2 separate regions of the Mus musculus genome follow, and region 1 is linked to region 2. The links are chromatin loops, found by intact Hi-C in ENCODE. Cell type or tissue: gastrocnemius. All regions are shown on one strand. Each heading gives the region's core, and the rest is flanking DNA. Links, peaks and the distances in the headings are about the cores only. Region 1 overlaps Zhx2 (zinc fingers and homeoboxes 2). Region 2 overlaps Zhx2 (zinc fingers and homeoboxes 2).

Evidence for each region. Peaks named below come from ENCODE experiments on the same cell type or tissue, not always from the same donor. Only the 100,000 strongest peaks of a DNase experiment are listed, where the experiment ranks them.
Region 1: it touches region 2 in a loop (1.9-fold over the local background); 2 of 42 quality-filtered maps call a loop at or near these places.

What each region holds. Positions count from the first base shown.
Region 1 is chr15:57,791,875-57,800,580 of GRCm38, forward strand. The region is part of intron 2 of Zhx2 (zinc fingers and homeoboxes 2); the gene reads left to right. Among named protein-coding and RNA genes, the nearest start is that of Derl1, 96 kb to the right of the region's middle. In gastrocnemius, for the core only: no CTCF peak of the experiment used is centred there; DNase peaks (open chromatin) are centred at 1,575, 3,890 and 4,541; H3K4me3 peaks cover 790 bases; H3K27ac peaks cover 1,972 bases.
Region 2 is chr15:57,715,396-57,724,101 of GRCm38, forward strand. The region is part of intron 1 of Zhx2 (zinc fingers and homeoboxes 2); the gene reads left to right. Among named protein-coding and RNA genes, the nearest start is that of Zhx2, 25 kb to the left of the region's middle. In gastrocnemius, for the core only: no CTCF peak of the experiment used is centred there; DNase peaks (open chromatin) are centred at 3,594 and 3,724; H3K4me3 peaks cover 2,229 bases; H3K27ac peaks cover 8,000 bases.

The DNA of each region.
Region 1 (8,706 bases), core at 329-8,328, 76 kb after region 2:
CTGAGGACATTTTAGAACTGAAAAAATAAAACAAACAAACTTCACCAGCTGAGCTCATCACCCAAACAGAGGGGCCAGACAAAAACGACCACGCCCTTCAAAATGCATATAGAAAGGCTAGAACCTAAGAAGACAGACTGCAGAGACTTACACAGAGCCTTGGGGACCTGTGGGGCCATCACAGAAGGTGTGACAATCCTGTCGTCATAGTCCCAGACAGGAGAGAGATGATAGAGCTAAAAACCACTCAAGCTACCATAGTTCCCCTTTACCTGCCAGGACAAGTTCCGAGATCCCTTGTGCACTTGAAATTGTGGATAATTTCAAACCATGTATACCAATGGTGAAATACTATGACACCAGCCTGATAACTCAAATGAGACCACTATACGACTAATGGGCAGGTAGCAGATAGAGAGACACACCCCTTGAAAAAGTTAAGCAGGCAGATCTCTATAGAAGTCGACCAGCCAGCATTAGATCAGGGCTCTCCCACTGCTTTGTTTGGATGCTCTCAGCTCTCTGTAGTCAGAGTGGGCCCTCTCAGCTAGAAATCAGAGGCATGCCCCATGGTATGCCCTGAAGACTGAACAAGATTGGAGATCTCCACAGTGTGGGTCATACGTACTGTATCAGAAGGGATAGTGGTGGCCACTTAGGCAGGGGAGAGCCCAGCTCCAAGCCTGGGACAGCATTCCAAACATGGGCAGGTCATTTTGATTTGTTTATCTCAGCCAACCTGATTTTAATGCCTCCTGGTGCATTTCTGTATGATCCCCAGATGGTTTAAGGTTTTGCCTTGGATGTCATAATAGGACTGAAGGACAGACAGCAGAAGATGGAAGAGCTGTCCATATCCTTGCCTGGCCTATGGTTGTAAATCAGTTCAGAGGCCCACAAGTTCTGTGTGTGTGCTAGTCAGCTTTCTGTCGCTGTGACAAAATGCCTGAGGAAATCGACTTTAAAAGACAAAAAAACGTTTGGCTTCTGAATTCCTTGGTTCCAGGCCATGGTCCCTGGGGTCAGATGTTTATGCGCCATGGAAGGGCTGGGTGGGTATCCTGCTGAGGAATGTGGTGGAAGAGAGCTAATCACCTCTCAGAGGGGGAACGGTGTCAGTGAACTAACTTCTTCCAACCAGCCTCCCACCTCCTAAAGACTGCACCGCCTCCCAACAGCTTCACAGACTGGTCACAAAGACTAACACTCAGCCTTTGAGAGACATTTCCCAGCCAGGAGGACACAAAGCAAGCAGCTGGGGACGAACACAAAGGGGGCAGGGAAACCTGAGGAAACACTTCCGCATAAACGCATAAACCGGAAGAGCTGCTTGAGAGGGAAGCCCTGGCTCCTGTTGACTTCCTTTCAGTTTGGCCTGACGCTGCTGCAATGAATGTTTACCCACCCCCACCCCGCACCCTCACTGCACCCAGGAATCAGAGACTGAGGCTCCAGAATTAATTGTTAAGAGCACTCTGCTCTGAAGCCTGGCTCACACCTTCCAAAACTGAAGGTTGTTCCCGAGTGCACTTGGCTCTACCCCAAGTGTACTCCCCAGGCCTCCCTGAACTCCTGTGGGCAGCTGGGAACTTGCCTGGCCTGGTGGGGCTGAAAGACGAATTGCTGTCTCAAGTTTCCTGTATGGCTTCCTCCCTTCCATGGCTCACTTGGTTCTAACTTGCTCTATCATTGAAAACTTCTTCTTCTGGGTTCCAGAAATCTGTGGCACTGAGCCAACAAGGGGCTTAGAACTTACCTTTGTGGAGGCTTAAAATTTGAGCTCTGTAACCAAAGGGTCTAAATTTAGTTGAAAGCAACTAACATTAAAAGGGGGAGGGGCAACTTTGTGAATACTCATTACTGTTTACAGATTTGTATACTTGGGAGTTTCTGAAAATAATTTTAATATCATCATACTCAGTCACCTCCTGCCCCCTCTTTCTCTTGTCCCACTTACCCCAACCTGATTTTCCACCTGGTCCCCTCTTACCCAAGGCAGAAGCCTGGGAGGTACCCACATGGTGTATTCTTACCTCCCACACCCTCCACTGTCTCTCTCTAATATAAGCCATCACATAAATCTTGCCTCGGCTGGGAGTTTTTCATTTCTTCCTCCCATATATCTTCCTCCTGGGGTCAGGGAGATCTTTAAAGACATAGGCTCTCTCTTGCCTAAGTCCTTCTAATCTCCCTAGGAACACCCCCACTTGTACCACTTATATACCCTATAAGCATCTGTCTTCCCACTTTGGCAAAGCCCCCTTTGCGATCTGATAGCTTCTGTCCTTGTCTGCCATGCAGAGCACCTCTTCTGGGCTCCTCAAAACCCAGTCCTTTCTCACACACAGTAGGGAGAAGCAGTCCCCAGTGAAAGCCACACTGCTCTCATTGGTCATTATTCAGAGCTCTGTCCTGGGCGTTCCATGGGATCTTCAGTTCCAGCACAATTCCCAAAGGATGTCTCCATGTTATCCTGGTTTTACAGATGAAGGTTGGTTTACAGCAGGGGTTGAGAGTTCAGTGAGCTGCCTCAAAACACATAGGGCATATTATAGGATTGGTGTAAGAACTTCAGTCTCCCTGATGGTTTGTGTGTCCATCAGTTCAGCATTCTACTGAGTGCCTTGGGTGGTGCCTGTGTGGACATCATGTGTGTGGAGTCAGACATCTTGACTCCTCGGGCATCAATACCATACACTCCATTCATCAAAAATGATCTAATGAGCAACTTTCAATATACACAGAGCTGTGTGGCCACTACCCAATTTTAGAAGGTTCTTATCACTCCAGAAAGAAACTCCTGTCATTATAACTTGATTCCTTCCATACTTGCTGCCTCAGCCCAGCTCCTGAAGGCCAATGTGCGCTCTCTCTCTCTCTCTCTCTCTCTCTCTCCACCTTTGTAGACCTGTCCATTCTGGATGTCACAGAAATGGAATCAGACCATATGGAGAGTCTTTCGTGACTGGCTTATTTCACTTGCCACAGCATTCTTGATGTCTCTACACGTTGTTACATGTATCGGTGCTTTGTTCCTTTTGCCAAAGAGCATGGCACTGTGTGTGTAGATAGACCATACACTGGCAGATGCTTTGATTATGGAGAACAGTGCAGCCAAGAACACTACATACACCTGTAGCTTACTTAATTACTTCCATCCCCGTTAGCTCCCAAATGAATGAGACTCAAACTGTGATTTATTTGTTTAGCTTGGGCACAGATGACTGGGGGAAATTACCCCTCGTCTATTTTTCTAATAACTACTTCTCCAGCTGTGCTCCCCCAAATGCCTGCTGCTTTTCTCTCTCCCAGGCTAGGTCTGCTCCATCCATCTGTCCCCAGAGTCCATTTCACTCAGACATGTACTCCTTCCTGGTTCATCATATCTAATGGAGACCTCCTGTTCCCGCCCTTTTTCTTTCCTCCTTCTTCCTTCCTCCTTTGTTCTTCTCCTCTCCACTTTGCCTCACCTGCTACCTGCAGCCCGGCAACTCAAACTTCACACATTCTATTCTCCCCCAAAACTGTCTGTAGCCACTTTTATTTAACCAATAGCTTTACACTTGGGAGCAAAGTTTGCATAGCATTACTTCATGTACTTGAGGAACTGCTGCTAGTCAGGGACAACCAGATTTGGGGGTGGGGCGGGGCCTGAGGGGACAGTATTTAACATTTGAATATATAGCAGCACCAGACCAGCCCCCAGCATACAGCTTCGTGTAGCAGAGGCTTGGATTTGAACCTGTTTCTTCCAAAACCTATCCCAAGCACTTCTTAACAGTTCCCACGGCACAAATGATAGTCCTATGGCCCGGCTGGCAGAAACTAGAAGGATAGCGTTCATGATCCTGTATCCTGCCCCAGAGGCTTCCTGGCAACCCTAGCTGTCTCTGAGGCCTGGGTGTGAGAAAGCAGAGGATGATCGCCAGCATTTTTGCTGTCCTCCCTGCAGGAGCAGGCAGAGAGAGAAGTCCCAGGCCTTTGGACCTCAGCGGACCAAACCCACCGGGTTCTGAGATGCACATAAAAGCCTGGGTAGCATCCAAAATGGAAGGTTACATATCACATGCTTTAATCTTAGTCACTTGTGGCTCTTTCCTGAGCCGGTTACCTCCTTCCCTGGTTTCTTCAGGACAAAGAAAATATTGTAACACCATCAGTTGTTGGTAGAGAGACGGACATACAAGCACCAGATCCTAGTGATCTGTCAGTTATAATGAGGGGTCTGTCCTTTAACTACAGCCTTAATGCATGCGCTGACTCAGGGAGCCAGCCCTATTGGATGCTCCGTCCACTAGTTGCTGAATAACATTTTCTCCTGCCTTTTAAAACAGAACTCAAACTGATGCTTTTTCTCCTGTCTAACTTCTTATCCCTTGAAGTCTACTCGAGTTTGGGAGAAAGGATTGTGTGTTGGTGCATTCCAAGTAAAGCCGCTGGCATCACTGAGGTGCTCAGAGAAGGAGGTAGCAAAAAGCAGGCAGGCAGCCAGCAGGATGGGGATGGGGGTGGGAGGTGGGTACTGCAGCTCTCACCTGGCTGCCTGGTCCTGGCAGTGAATCCTCTGCCAAGTTGGCAGGGTGGAGATGGCACCGTACACTAAGCCAGAGGGGACAGAAAAGCACTCTCAGCACTCGAGTCCCACAAGCCGAGGTCACAGTAACAAATGGTGACTCTGGTAGAGAACTCGACAGTCAGCGACAGCTGGAGCAGATGGCATTTGTCCTCAGCTCACAAAGCACAGGGGCTTGTCACTTATTTCTCAGCCACGCCTTCAGCACACACACACACACACACACACACACACACACACACACACACACCCTTACTCTGCCCTGGCCTCATTTCAGCCTCATTGCCAGCTGCTGCCATTTGTGGGAGCAAAACATGGGTGTCCCAAGCTGCTGGGTTCTTCCCTCTCTGTCCCTTCACACACACCCCCATTTGTCACCCATTCACACTTAACCAAACTCTAGCTAATTAAAGCTCACAAGCAGTTCCTTTCCTGAAACAATGGGCTTCTCCTCGGGCAGCAAATCCTACAGCTAATTCAGACACTTCCACCAGAAAATGCTTCCTCCTCCCTTAGCTTTGTCATCCTAGGTCTTCCATCTCTGCGATCAAGTCATCCCAAGCTGCCCTGGGGTGGGGCATCTCCCTTTAAGACTCTCCCAAACAGGAGTATCCTGTCTTCCTTCTTTGCTTCCTCCAAATCTGAATATTGACTGGATCTGTCCTGTCTGGTTCTCTACAGCTAGAAAGAAGCATCCTGGAGCTCGCATCTTACTCTGCTGGCTCTGAGAGGCTCTGATGATCCTGGATACTTTCCAGTGGTTCTCAGCCTGTGGGTCTCAAATTCCCTGGGGGTCGAATGACCTTCCCACAGAGATCACACATCAGATAGTTTGCATATCGGATATTTGCATTATGATTTATAACAGTAGCAAAATTACAGTTATGAAGTAGCAATGAAACACTTTTGTGGTTGGGGTCATCACAGCATGAGGGAACTATGTTAAAGGGTTGCAGTGTTAGGAAGGTTGAGAGCCACTGCTCTGAGTGGCCTTGAGCCCCTCAGAGTCCTGTATAGCAGATGCTGAGGCTAAGGGATCGCCCTACCAGCTATGGTTTGAATGTGACTCACAAAGGCCCAAGAGCCAAGCCTTAGTCCCCAGTATGATGTTTTGAGACAATATAACCTTTAAGGGGTTCGGTACAAAGTAACTAGGTTATAGGTCTCTATCCTCATTTAAAAAAAAAAATTAATGCAGGCCTTGCAGGATGCATTAGTTCTCACAGAAGCGGGTTGTTATAAAGTGAGTCCACCCCACCAGCTGGACCCCTTCTACATGCAGCCATTTACCCATTCTCCTCTCCAGCCATGTTGTGATGCAGACAGAGGGACCCTCACCAGAGGCCCAACAGGCATAGCAACCTGGCTCTCCTGACTCTAAACCTATGAGGCAAATAAACCTTTTTTTTGTAAAGTATCCAGCCTTGGGCGTTTTGTTATAACAACAGAAAGTGAACTAAGACACCATCTAATTAGACCCCAGGTCCAAAGCAGATCAGAGCCTGCCCTGGATGGTCCCTAAGTAGGTACCAAAAGCACTTGGGAGCTTCTAGTTCCTTTCCATGCCATGCCTTCCTGTGCAAATGTGTTTCAGAGATAAGGCAGAAAAGCAAGAGCCAACAATGCTACTGGAATGGTTGGGCCATGAGAACGAATGAACGAACAACTGCCTTTAGCTCAGCTCCTTCCCACTTCCCTCTGTCTCTTGGATTTGCTCACATCTCTACGTTTCTCAGCTCAAAGGAATAGCATACAGTCTTTGATCCTGGATACCCTCCTAGGTCTCTTCCTGGTCTATTTTTGGGAAGCAGTAAATAGATTATAAGGAATTTCGTTAGAGTCCTGTTCTGATTATTTGGGGATTATATTCAGAAAGCAATTCATTTCTTTGCTCCTTTGATTTCTTGGGTTCACCACAGGACAACTTTTCTCTCCTGGTGCAGGGTGACAGATAAGACACACTCCGTCATTCATCCCATTGGAAATGGACCCGTGTTCTTGATTCTGGTGGTCTTATTTCCTGAGGCCCCTGGAATGGCTAGCATGCAGCACTGGCTATGTCTTCCCACTACACAGTCATCTCAAGACCAAAGACGCTGATAAAGAGTAAATTCTAGCATGTCAGACCAGGAACAGGGGTGACGGAGCCTGAAGTCTCTGACGCTTCCGTGAAGCAGGTTCTGGATCCTGAGGATTTCGTGGTTGGATATTCTCCTTGCTAGCCTCCCTCTGAACATGGCTGACCAGGCCCAGGGACCAGGGGAAGGGCAGACTATGGGCCTCTGGTCCCAATGAGTTTCACACTGCCTGCCTTGAAGTGTAAAGGCAGGTGCCAGCTCCCAGCCTTTCAGAGCATCGCCTGACTCTTTTATGAGATTACAGGCCCTTTCATCTTGCCTTTGGCCTGGTTTTCCTCCTTCCTAGCAAGGCTCCAAAGACAAGAACAAGGAGGGGGTGCTCATTCATAGCAGAGTCCCCGCTGGGCACGGTGACCTGGCCTATGCATCTTCCAACCATGTGCTTTTTAGCAGAGCAAGCCAGGAAGGCGCGCAGAGGACAGGGTTAAGAGGGGTCTTTCCCCTGGCATCGGGAGGAAGTTGCATTGCATCCTGGGAACGCTCTGATCATGCTTTTGCTTTGTGTCTTCCACTTCAATTCAGTGGAAAGCGGCTTTAGGGCCTTTTCTTTCTCTTTTTCTTCTTTCCCTAGAAGGGCTCTTTTAAGGCCAGGGCTGAGAACACAACACACCCCTTGCGTCCCTGTTTTCTGAGCGCAAGAACACGCGCCGCCTTCGTTCTTTTCTGTGTTTGTTCGTCGTCTTGCTTAACAAGTTGGCTTGCCTTCAAAAGCACAAACGGGGTTTCCTCCCCATGTTGCTCTCAATGAAGCACCAGGAGCTCTGCCCTCTCTGAAATCCCAATCCATCCCTTCTACCTGGCTGTCCTGTCTTTTAGCTATTCTCCGCGCAGCGTCCCTCCGCTGGCTTGTGGTTCCAACATCTAGAAACAGGACAGCAGTGAAACAGAATCCTTGTGCTTGGCATCCATGCTTCTTCCTTCCACTCGTTTTGGGGACACACACACACACACACACACACACACACACACACACCAGCTCCAGCTCCAGCTCCACCACTGTCCCCTCAGACCCACCCTCCCCAGGCTGTGCACCCCAGTCCAGCAGTTGCTTTCGCGTCTATCTTTATGCTTCAGCCATAGCACTTCCCCAAACGGGGCAGCCTTTCTTTTCAAGATCTTCTGTTTCACAAGGCCAACCCTTTATCTCTGCGCAGCCTTTGCCTCTGTACCTTCTGGCCAGAAACACCCTGGGTCTGCACTAAGAGCACTCACCCCATGCCATGTGCCCTGGGTCTGCAATAACAGCATTCACCCCACACCATTATCATCAGGAACTATGCTTTAGGAATGTCCAGCCTCAGGCTCCAAGTTGGGTCCCTGTGCATGGAACTTGTCCCACCCACCACATAAGGCCTCTGGACTCTGATCATATTTAGCCCCTGGTCCTTGGAGAACTCTGCAGGTGTCCCTCCTTCTAGAGAGCCACCAAATCATCACCTCCTAATCCAACCAAAATAAGGACACTTAGACTCCTGCCCCTGCCCCAGAAACCACACAATATCTACACCATACTCTGATGCAACCCACGACACTTAGCACACCTCAGTCCAGAGACTCTACTATAGTATGGAGAAGCTTTGTCTTATCCCATACCTGCCCCATGCTGTGATCTACATCAGTCTCCAGAATTCTGTTGAGACAGCTCTGCCAGACTCAGACATGAACCCTTGGGACCTGGGTCAAAGGGTGACCTGATAAAGATCAGGCAGCAAGCCATTGTCAGACCTGTATGCCCATCTGATGGCTAAAACCCCTGTGTACTCAAGTCAGGTTACTGCCTCGTCTAAGGATGTGTTGCTTCCTCCAGACAACCCTTGGGGCCATAGACATCACAAAATTACAGTCCTGCCTGTCCTACCACAATTCTCAATGTGTCCTGACATGTCTGAATCCAGAAACAAGCATAACATAGACCAAGGTGGCACACACACCATTGTCCTTTCCTTAGATGGCGCGCGCGCGCGCACACACACACACACACACACACACACACAC
Region 2 (8,706 bases), core at 309-8,308:
ATCTGTTGATTGAGGGAATCCTTTTTTTTTTAACATTCATTCAGAATTCTACACTGCATGCGAAGGAAAGCAGAAGCATTACAATCAGGGGTTATAGGTAGAGAGAACAAAATATTGATGTGTGAGACATTTAGTGGTGACCTTGCCCTTGAAGTGAAGGGCTTAAGGCTCCTGCTTGTGGGGCCAAGGATCCATGGAGGGGACATGGGATGGCCACAGTGAGGGTTAAGATCACAGCGATAATGATATATGTAGGGTCCAAGGTTAATGGCAGCATCGACTGATTTCTTGCATCAGCCACCCTGACCCTCCAGACAGGTCCCTTACCTTTTTCCAGTTCATTTACTCATCATATAATGGGGCTTATAATTCCAATTTTAAATACTTGTAAGACACTACTGGTCTATTTTTGCCCAACTCTTCTTTCATGTGAGGGCCACACAGCTATATCTGAAGATAAGAAAGGTCAGGGTGAGAGACGGCAGCACCAACAGTAATAGTACAATCACAACCCCTTTCACCAAGAGGTCTTTCTATAATGCCCAATATATAGGTATATAAAAATAGATACACAAATAGAAGTTGCTGAATAAATCATGAAGAAATGCCTCTTACTATAATTCTTTAGTATATATATTTATTTACATCATATTTTGCATGAAAACAAATCACACAGTGATGAGACAGGTGTATTAGTTTATTCTTTCATAACTATAAAGATTTAAACCTTGGCTGAGAGTTTGATTTCTTAAGTCACACAGCATCTTCAACATTTTTCAGATATAGTAAATACACAAGACTAAGAGGCAGACAGATGTTTAGGGCCATTTCAGAAGCTGTAGGGAATCCTATCTTAACCCCAAGTGAAACTTCAGTTAACAGTTTTATATGAAACCTGTCACCCACTCAGATAGTAACTTTTAAAATCCAACATCCTAACCTAGCACAATTCAAAGGTATAGTCATTTGATACTTATGTGCTGAGCAACGCTGGTAGGCAAATATTAAAAGTCTTTGTCCTCTGTAATTACACCATTTTGTTTCCGTGAGATCTGGATTTTTGCATGGATAATGAAAGACACTAGAATTCATAACATGTATTAATCATAATATACAAAATCACTAATTAAGCTGGGTGTTTGTAGTGTGTGCAGTAGCCCACACATGCAAAGCAAAGCATGTATGTTGTATGTTCACAACCAAGGACTCAGTGCCATCATAAGACGAAACATGGCGAGTGTAGCCATAAACAGCTGGTATTCGGTACACATCTGATTTCTAGTTCACCTCTGGCTATCACACATCTTCAGAAACCTTTTACTGTTGCCGATTTGTTTTTGTTCAGTTACATCGCTACTCTACCCTATAGGTTAGGAAGCTGAGTTCTAGAGGGTGCCCTCACTATTCAGCAGGATCCACAGGCTATCTGCTAACTCATGAGTCAGGGTGACATCTGAGGAGCCAGTCACAGAGAAGGGGGACACTGTGCCGATCACCAAGCCAGTGAGTGAATGCCCTCAGAAAGATCTGCACCCAGCTTTCCTGGGTTGATTCTTCTAACAATGCATACACATCTTAACAGTAACCACAGAGCCAAAGGAAGCCATGTCCTTTAAAAGCTAGATCTGGAAGGAACTGGGATGTTTTGTGTCTCTGAGATGAGATGGTAATGAATGCCATTAATCCTACCTCCTCAAATGAGAGACAGGACACTTGGAGGTCCTGAAGTCATGCCACATTTGGACTGAAACAGCAACCAAATTTGCCATGCTTGCAAGAAGTCTCTACAAGAAGGTCCCCCATGAAAAGGAAGCATACCTGCATGTCACTTTGGCACAGTTAGTTACATCCACCCTGAGTGCTTTCAGACAACAGAGGCCCTGTACCTTCTGGCAGGCATGTTTGTGTCCCAGAATTTATGGAGAGAGGTAGATGTGAGTCTAATAACTGCCCTCTCCCACACAACCCCTTTCATCTCCACCCCTACCCCACCACCCATCCTGGCCACATTTATGTGGCCACTTTATCATCTGTAAGCAAGGGTCAATGTTGTATAGTTGCTATCTAGTCTATCTGCATATTAAAGTGTTCTGTACTTAAACAAGTCATACACTAAAAATAGTAGCAAAGGGGGTTAGAAAAAAATGGCCTTTGGGGGAACGTGATGGAAGTGGGTAGGTTATAAACGGGTGTGTTTTGTTATAAACCTTTCGACCGACCGCGGGCTCGTCTTTCTTTGCTAAAAAGGTATTTTTAGACATCTTTGAGAGGTTATGCAAGTCCAATGCTATGCACAGTGCTTAGCAAGTGGTAAGCACTTAGTAAACAGAGGCCACTCATTTCCATGCAGCAGGCTGACTTGCTGGCACTGAATGGCTCAGAAGGAACTTAGGGTTCCCTAATTCAACTGCTTGCAGCCCTAAAGCTCCAAAATTCTAGGACGGGAAAGGGAATACACAGGCCTCGGCAGCGTCCCTCTCACCAGTCGGGCCCTCTGATGCCTTCTCACCCCGCTCCACGAGGAGTACCTCTTCCTCACCCCCAGTCCTACTTGCTGAATAGGGTAGGTGGGCATGTACCACAGTCCTGACCTAGTTGGAACCCTTTACCAGAGTCAGCCTCTGGAGCCTCAGTCCTCGTGTTTCCAGACCATTTCTAACGCTGTGTTGGAGAACTGAAGGGATAAAGAAGAGGTTAGGCGAATCCAGCACGGGCTTGCCAAAATCAGGAAGAGCCAGCTTTACTTCATTTTTAAAAAATGTTTTCTGAGCTGCTGAATGACGGGGGTAGAAGCAATGAACCAGGCATCCCTGCCTTTTAAATCAGGGTACCTGAGGAGGCTAGTCATCTGTCCCTTGGACAAAAGGGTCGCAGGAAAACTGCAGATGGATCCCGATGACATCAGCTGGGCTGGGGGACCAGTTTGGGAGCTTGGATTCTCTGGATTGACTGCCATTCTGTTCGCGGTTTTTCATTTGTAGCTTGTATGCCCTTAAGCGCTACCTACTGGTGTTCTCCAGCTTGTAGGCCTCAGAATGCTCACTGGTACTTATGACCTAATGTGACAAATGAAGGCACTTTACAATCCCCCAATGACCTGACTGTAAAGCTGTAGGAAACTGTAACCCTGCCTCCCTACTGGCTTGCTTGGATCACTAAATGTAACAACACAGAAAATGCTTGACCTGTAGCCCACTGCTTATAAGCATCCAGTCCGAGGTCACTGTCACTTCTTTGTGGCCAGAGATGACCTGAAGTTGGAAGCAATGATGTCTCAACAGACAGGAAGGATGAATGAAATCTAGTGACTGAGACATGGTGGTAGGGGCTCTGTGGATACAGATGCAGGCAGGGCCGCAGTGGATGACGGACATAAAACACGTCTTTTAACAGCAGCCTATGAGTTACTTTACTTGTAATGCTGTAATAAAATACCCAGAGGAAGCGATGTCAGGGATGACGGTTATTTTAGGCATAGAAGGCATAGCATCAGAAGCGGCTGTCAGCTGTGGCAGCGGGAGCCTGGGACAGCTGGTCACTTTGCCTTTGCAGTCAGGAAGCAAAGAGACGTGAATACTGGAGCTCAGCTCACTTTCTCCTTGTTACTGAGCCTAGAGCCCTGGCCATGGGGGAAAGTGCTACCCACATTTAACATGGTTCTTCCCACTTCAGTTAACACGATCTAGAAACGCCCCACAGATGTGCCCAAAGGTCTTTCTCCTGGGGCTGTGGAAATCCAGGCCAGTTGAGCATAAGGGTAAGCCATGGGCTGCTGAGCATGAAGATAAGCCATGGCTAGCAAAGCGAAGCACTGACCACTCCCCTCCCCTAAGAGTACAGACCCCAGCACAGACTCGTTCAGCTTCAGTTATTGTGGGTGAAGTGGAACACCCACAAAAATAACGTGTCAAAGGAGCATGGCCGGGATTGTGGACAGTCTGGAACAAGGTGGAGGATGGTTTTCTTTTTAAAGCTGGGAGTATTTGGTGTTGGTGTTTGGGGCTCAGCAAATGGTACAACTCCACTAACTGAGCAGCTTCAGAACCACGTAGGCAGAGTGGAGAGCCAGACAGACAGCTGAAGATCAAAATACACACAGTGTTGCTGAGCAAGGCAAACTTGAGACCATGACCCAAGTCCACTAGACAACTGGCTACTCTGACATGCCCTGCCCTGGTGACCTCCAATGTAAGAGCCCAGCAAGGGAACTTGGAATCTTCCAGGCAGAGTCTTGCACAGAGCAAGCCATTGCTGCTCTCTGAGGGCTGAAGCCAGGCCAAGAAATCTCTACGGGAGACCAACCACAGCAAGGCAAAAGAGGGAGAGGGTCCTTACCAGATCACTCATTCGGGGCCACATCCCCTAGAGGAAAAGTAGGGTTCATGGTAACAGGATGGGCCCTGGGTGCTGGTTAAAGATGTTTCGGTATAGAAAGAAGACAGGAGAGTAACTATTCTGGCCTCTCACATTTAGGAAGGCTGCTGAGAACTTGGCCACCATGCACCTTATATATATATGATGCGTCTTGTTCATCCATACATTGAGTCTCCAAATATTTGTTTCTAACCTGTTCTGTACCAGATGTTCTCCTTGGGCTTTGAGGAGGAAGAAAATGAAGACTTTTTTCTTCTCTTTGAACTTACATTTTTGACCTGGGGAGAGACAGAAAAGGCAATGCTCATGCTAAGTAGTAAATGAGAGGCTCTGCTAGAAAGGGGCAGTTGTTAACGGGGCAGCGAGAGAATTGAAGGGGGTGAGGGAATGTGCTATTGGGGCTATTTGGGAAAAGAGGAGTCCAGAGAAGGGGACAGTTGGGACCAAGGCCATATGGCAACTGTGTGCTTGAGAAGACAGAGGAAACAAAGGCAACGGTGGATGTACCAGAATAGCTGAGTTCCAGAGGACACTAAGGCTGGGTGACACAGTGCCACAAAGCCAAAGACCTCATCCATGGCAGCTCCGGTAGCTGCGGCCATTTGATCTTTTTTTTAAAACATGAATGGACTGAGATGTGTAGCCGAAATCCTCCTTTGTTTTACCACTGAGAATATTAATACCAAAGAGAGAAAAACAACTTGTCAGTGACCACAAAATAGGATCAGAGCACGGAGCTGGGACATAGCTCCCCTGTCTGTGTCTCTGTCCAGAGTGCTCTTCTTCCATGTCTTTGCTCTGGATGTCGACTTCCTATGAAGAAGGTGACTGAGCCCCTCTGGAAGCTTCGTACGTAAATGGCGGGACTCTTAGCACGGCTTTTATGGCATGTCAGACTTCTACATTGACAATAATAGAACTTCTGTCCTAGTGAAGGATGTACTGTGGGGCATCGTTGCTAACACGTCAAAGGTTACACTAGCAAATCCAGGGTGAGGGAAGGGAGACCACTGGCCTACAGTACGATCACAACATCAGCATTAATGCATCCTGTTGTGCAAGCAAGCCCTGCTTCCCGGGAACCTGGCCCTGTTGTAAAATGCCTGCATCTGACAATCGGTTACCCTTGACCACCACCTTAAGAGACAAGCTCTGGTTCTTTCCCTCATTGTAGAGCAGAGGGAACCAAGCTGATGTAATTAGTCCAAATGCATGCCACAGATAAGTAGCTGAACCAGCCTGGAAGCCTGGGCTACTGGCTTAAGCATCTGCCTTCTTGACACGTCTGATCGCAGACAGTGGCCAGACCCAAGGAAGTCTGTAGCAATGGCCAGGCTCAGGTAACGCAGAGCAGGTATCCATTTCCTGTGAGGTCTGCACTGGGGATCAGCCGCTTTCCTTGCCTTGCCTTCTTTCCTGGGAGATACTCTCTTACGACTGTCCATCCAATTCAAGGACAAGAGGACTTTGGGGTCCCCTGGAAGGGTTCTCTAGGTATATGTCTTTTTCACTCCCTGATGTACACTGTAACTGAGTGAAGCATGTAGAGAAACCGGACTGTAGAAAGAAGCCATCCTCAGGGACTGACAGACTCGGCATTTAATAACCTGGTAATGATGACTAGGTGTTTGTTTAAGGCTTACCCACTTGTCTTAGGGTTTTACTGCTGTGAACAGACACCATGCATGACCAAGGCAACTCTTATAAGAACAACATTTAGTTGAGGCTGGCTTACAGGTTCAGAGGTTTCAGTCCAGTATGATCAAGGCAGGAACATGGCAACATCCAGGTAGGCATGGTACAGGCTGAGCTGAGAGTTCTACATCTTCATCTGAAGGCTGGCAGGAGAATACTGGCTTCCAGGCAGCTAGGGTGAGGGTCTTAAAGCCCTCAGAGCCACGCCTACTCCAACAAGGCCACACCTATTCCAACAGGGCCACACCTTCTAATAGTGCCGCTGCCTGGCGGAGCATATATAAATTATCACACCACTGCACTGGGCTGTCATGTCCAGGTTTTGCATCATTTAAGCCCCACAGATTCTGCACATAGGCTTCTCAGCACCATCTAGAAATGAGAAGCTGAGAAATTCAGGAAGGATAACCTATTTGCTCAGCCACAACATCATAAGGATAAGCTGGATCAAAAGCATGGATCCTGGTCCAGCGGTAGCTACCAGTCTTTGTTGAGTGAGCAGCAATGCTCCAAAGAGAGTCTCAAAGTCCCTGGAGGCAATAAATCACAAAAGCCCCCTATTTCCCCATCTTCCTGAAAAGAATCGTGAAGAGCCTTAACAAGTTCCTTGCAGTATCTACTTAGAATAAAAAGATATCAAAGAAGCCAGTCTTTAGGGTTGGCTCTCTACTCAAAAGATTGTTTTCATTTTCTGGGAACTGGCTGGCTGCATCTGTTGTACTAAGTCAGGTTGTCAAGGGATTGACATGCATTGGCCAGGTTTAGGAGTTTGTGTTGATATTATGGCTGTGAAAAAGCACATATTGGTCCCCACCATCTATATGACTGTGACTGATTTCTTTTTCCTCTTTCTCTCCCATTCCATGCAACTTTTGCTCACAGCCTCGTTGGCATAATTGACACATTGGCTCAGGCCGCCAAGATTGCCAACTTGGAGTCTTGGATTAGTTAAATCAGTTATGACAGATGTGATTATTTACAAGAAAATAGAAGTCACTATAATTAGACCTTCTGAAGAGTACATTTGGATAGAGAACGAGAAGCATGCTTTAATCTGGCACAAGGTGTTTGGTTTCAGCCCTAAGCAGGTTCTTCTCTATTCTGTTAAAGGAGGTGTCGGTGTGTCTGCCACTCTCTTCCAGACTGCCATCTATCAGTTCTGTGTCACAGCTCCTGAGAGATGGAAGAGGCAGGTGGCCAAGCGAGCATCTAGGGCACCAGGAGATGTGGCTTCGGTTCTTGCTTTCAGCACTCATCCTCAGCAACAGTTGATTTTGTCAGTCATTAAAGCAGGTTTTAAATAGAGGCCCTGCCTCATTATAGGCCTGAAAAACTAAGGGTAGCTAAGAAGGAGAGTGCCTGGTGATCGCTGGGCTCTTTTTGCACGTACCATTCAAGCACGGCCTTCATCCTCCACTTTCTCATCATAAACTACAGGCACAGCCATCTCAAGTCAGGGATGAGAGTTACAGGAAATGCAGGATGCAAAGGCAGCTTTCCAGCCATCAATGCTGTCTCATGCTTCATAGCTCCCATTACTATATTTATAAATGCCCATTTTAGTTGTATAGATTATACACATTCTAGGCTGGGCATTCTAGAAGGTAGCCAACTCCTCTGTTCAGCACAGCAACACCATGCCTGTGGCCTGTGATATTTTCAAACCCCCAAAGAACATTTAATTTTGTTTCTTATAGAATCAGGAAGAAAGCAAAGAATACAAGAACAAATCTAAAATCAAGTATCAAAAAAACAGGACTAAGCATCATAATTATATCAACCTGGATTGTATCTATCTATGTTACGATGCAATTATAACACAGAATTTATGTTTATTACTTATTTCATCAGTGAAAAATTATTTACTAATATTATTTATGTGTGGAGGAAGAGACCATGAAAAGCAGAACTGAAAAGCAGGGCTCGTGTTAAGTCACCATGCAGCCTTGGATGTGGGAGCTTTATAAACATTGATTCAATTGTTGGTATGAAGGCCTAGTAACTCTCACTCTCCAAGTGAGAAAAATCCAAGTTGAGAGGCTAAGAAACTTCTCCAAAGCTACTCAGTTACTTAGAGATGATACAACATTGGGTTAATAACTGTGGTGACCCAAAAGATAAAATGACTCAACACATTAAGACATTGTTTCTTGCTTATACCACCAATCTGGTGTGTTTAACTTTCAGCCCACAGTTATTCGGGAGACAGCACCATCTTTCTTGTAGCCCTGCCTCCCTCTGGTTTACAGAGCTCTCACAGTTTGGTGGTGGATGGGGAAACTATGAGAACCAAATTTCAATTATTAGTCAAGTCAGTTAGAATTGACCACATCACTCTATTTGGATATCACTGGCCAGAAAGCAGTTACAAAGTCATATCTGACTGCAAGGGAGGCTGGGAAATGTAGTCAGGAAACCAGAGACTGAGAGGTTCAAGCAAGTCCATGAAGTCAGCTAGGCCTCCCACGCACAGCATCCATGTTCTTCCGGCTTTCCTGAGCTGCAGTTCTCACGCTCAGCTCCCCGCTGCCCACAGTCTTATGTCCTCACGCACTGTTCTCAGCACCAGCCTTCTCCCATGTGGCATGGTTTCCATGTGAGGCAACAGGAAGACAACTGCATTTGGGGAGTTTCTCT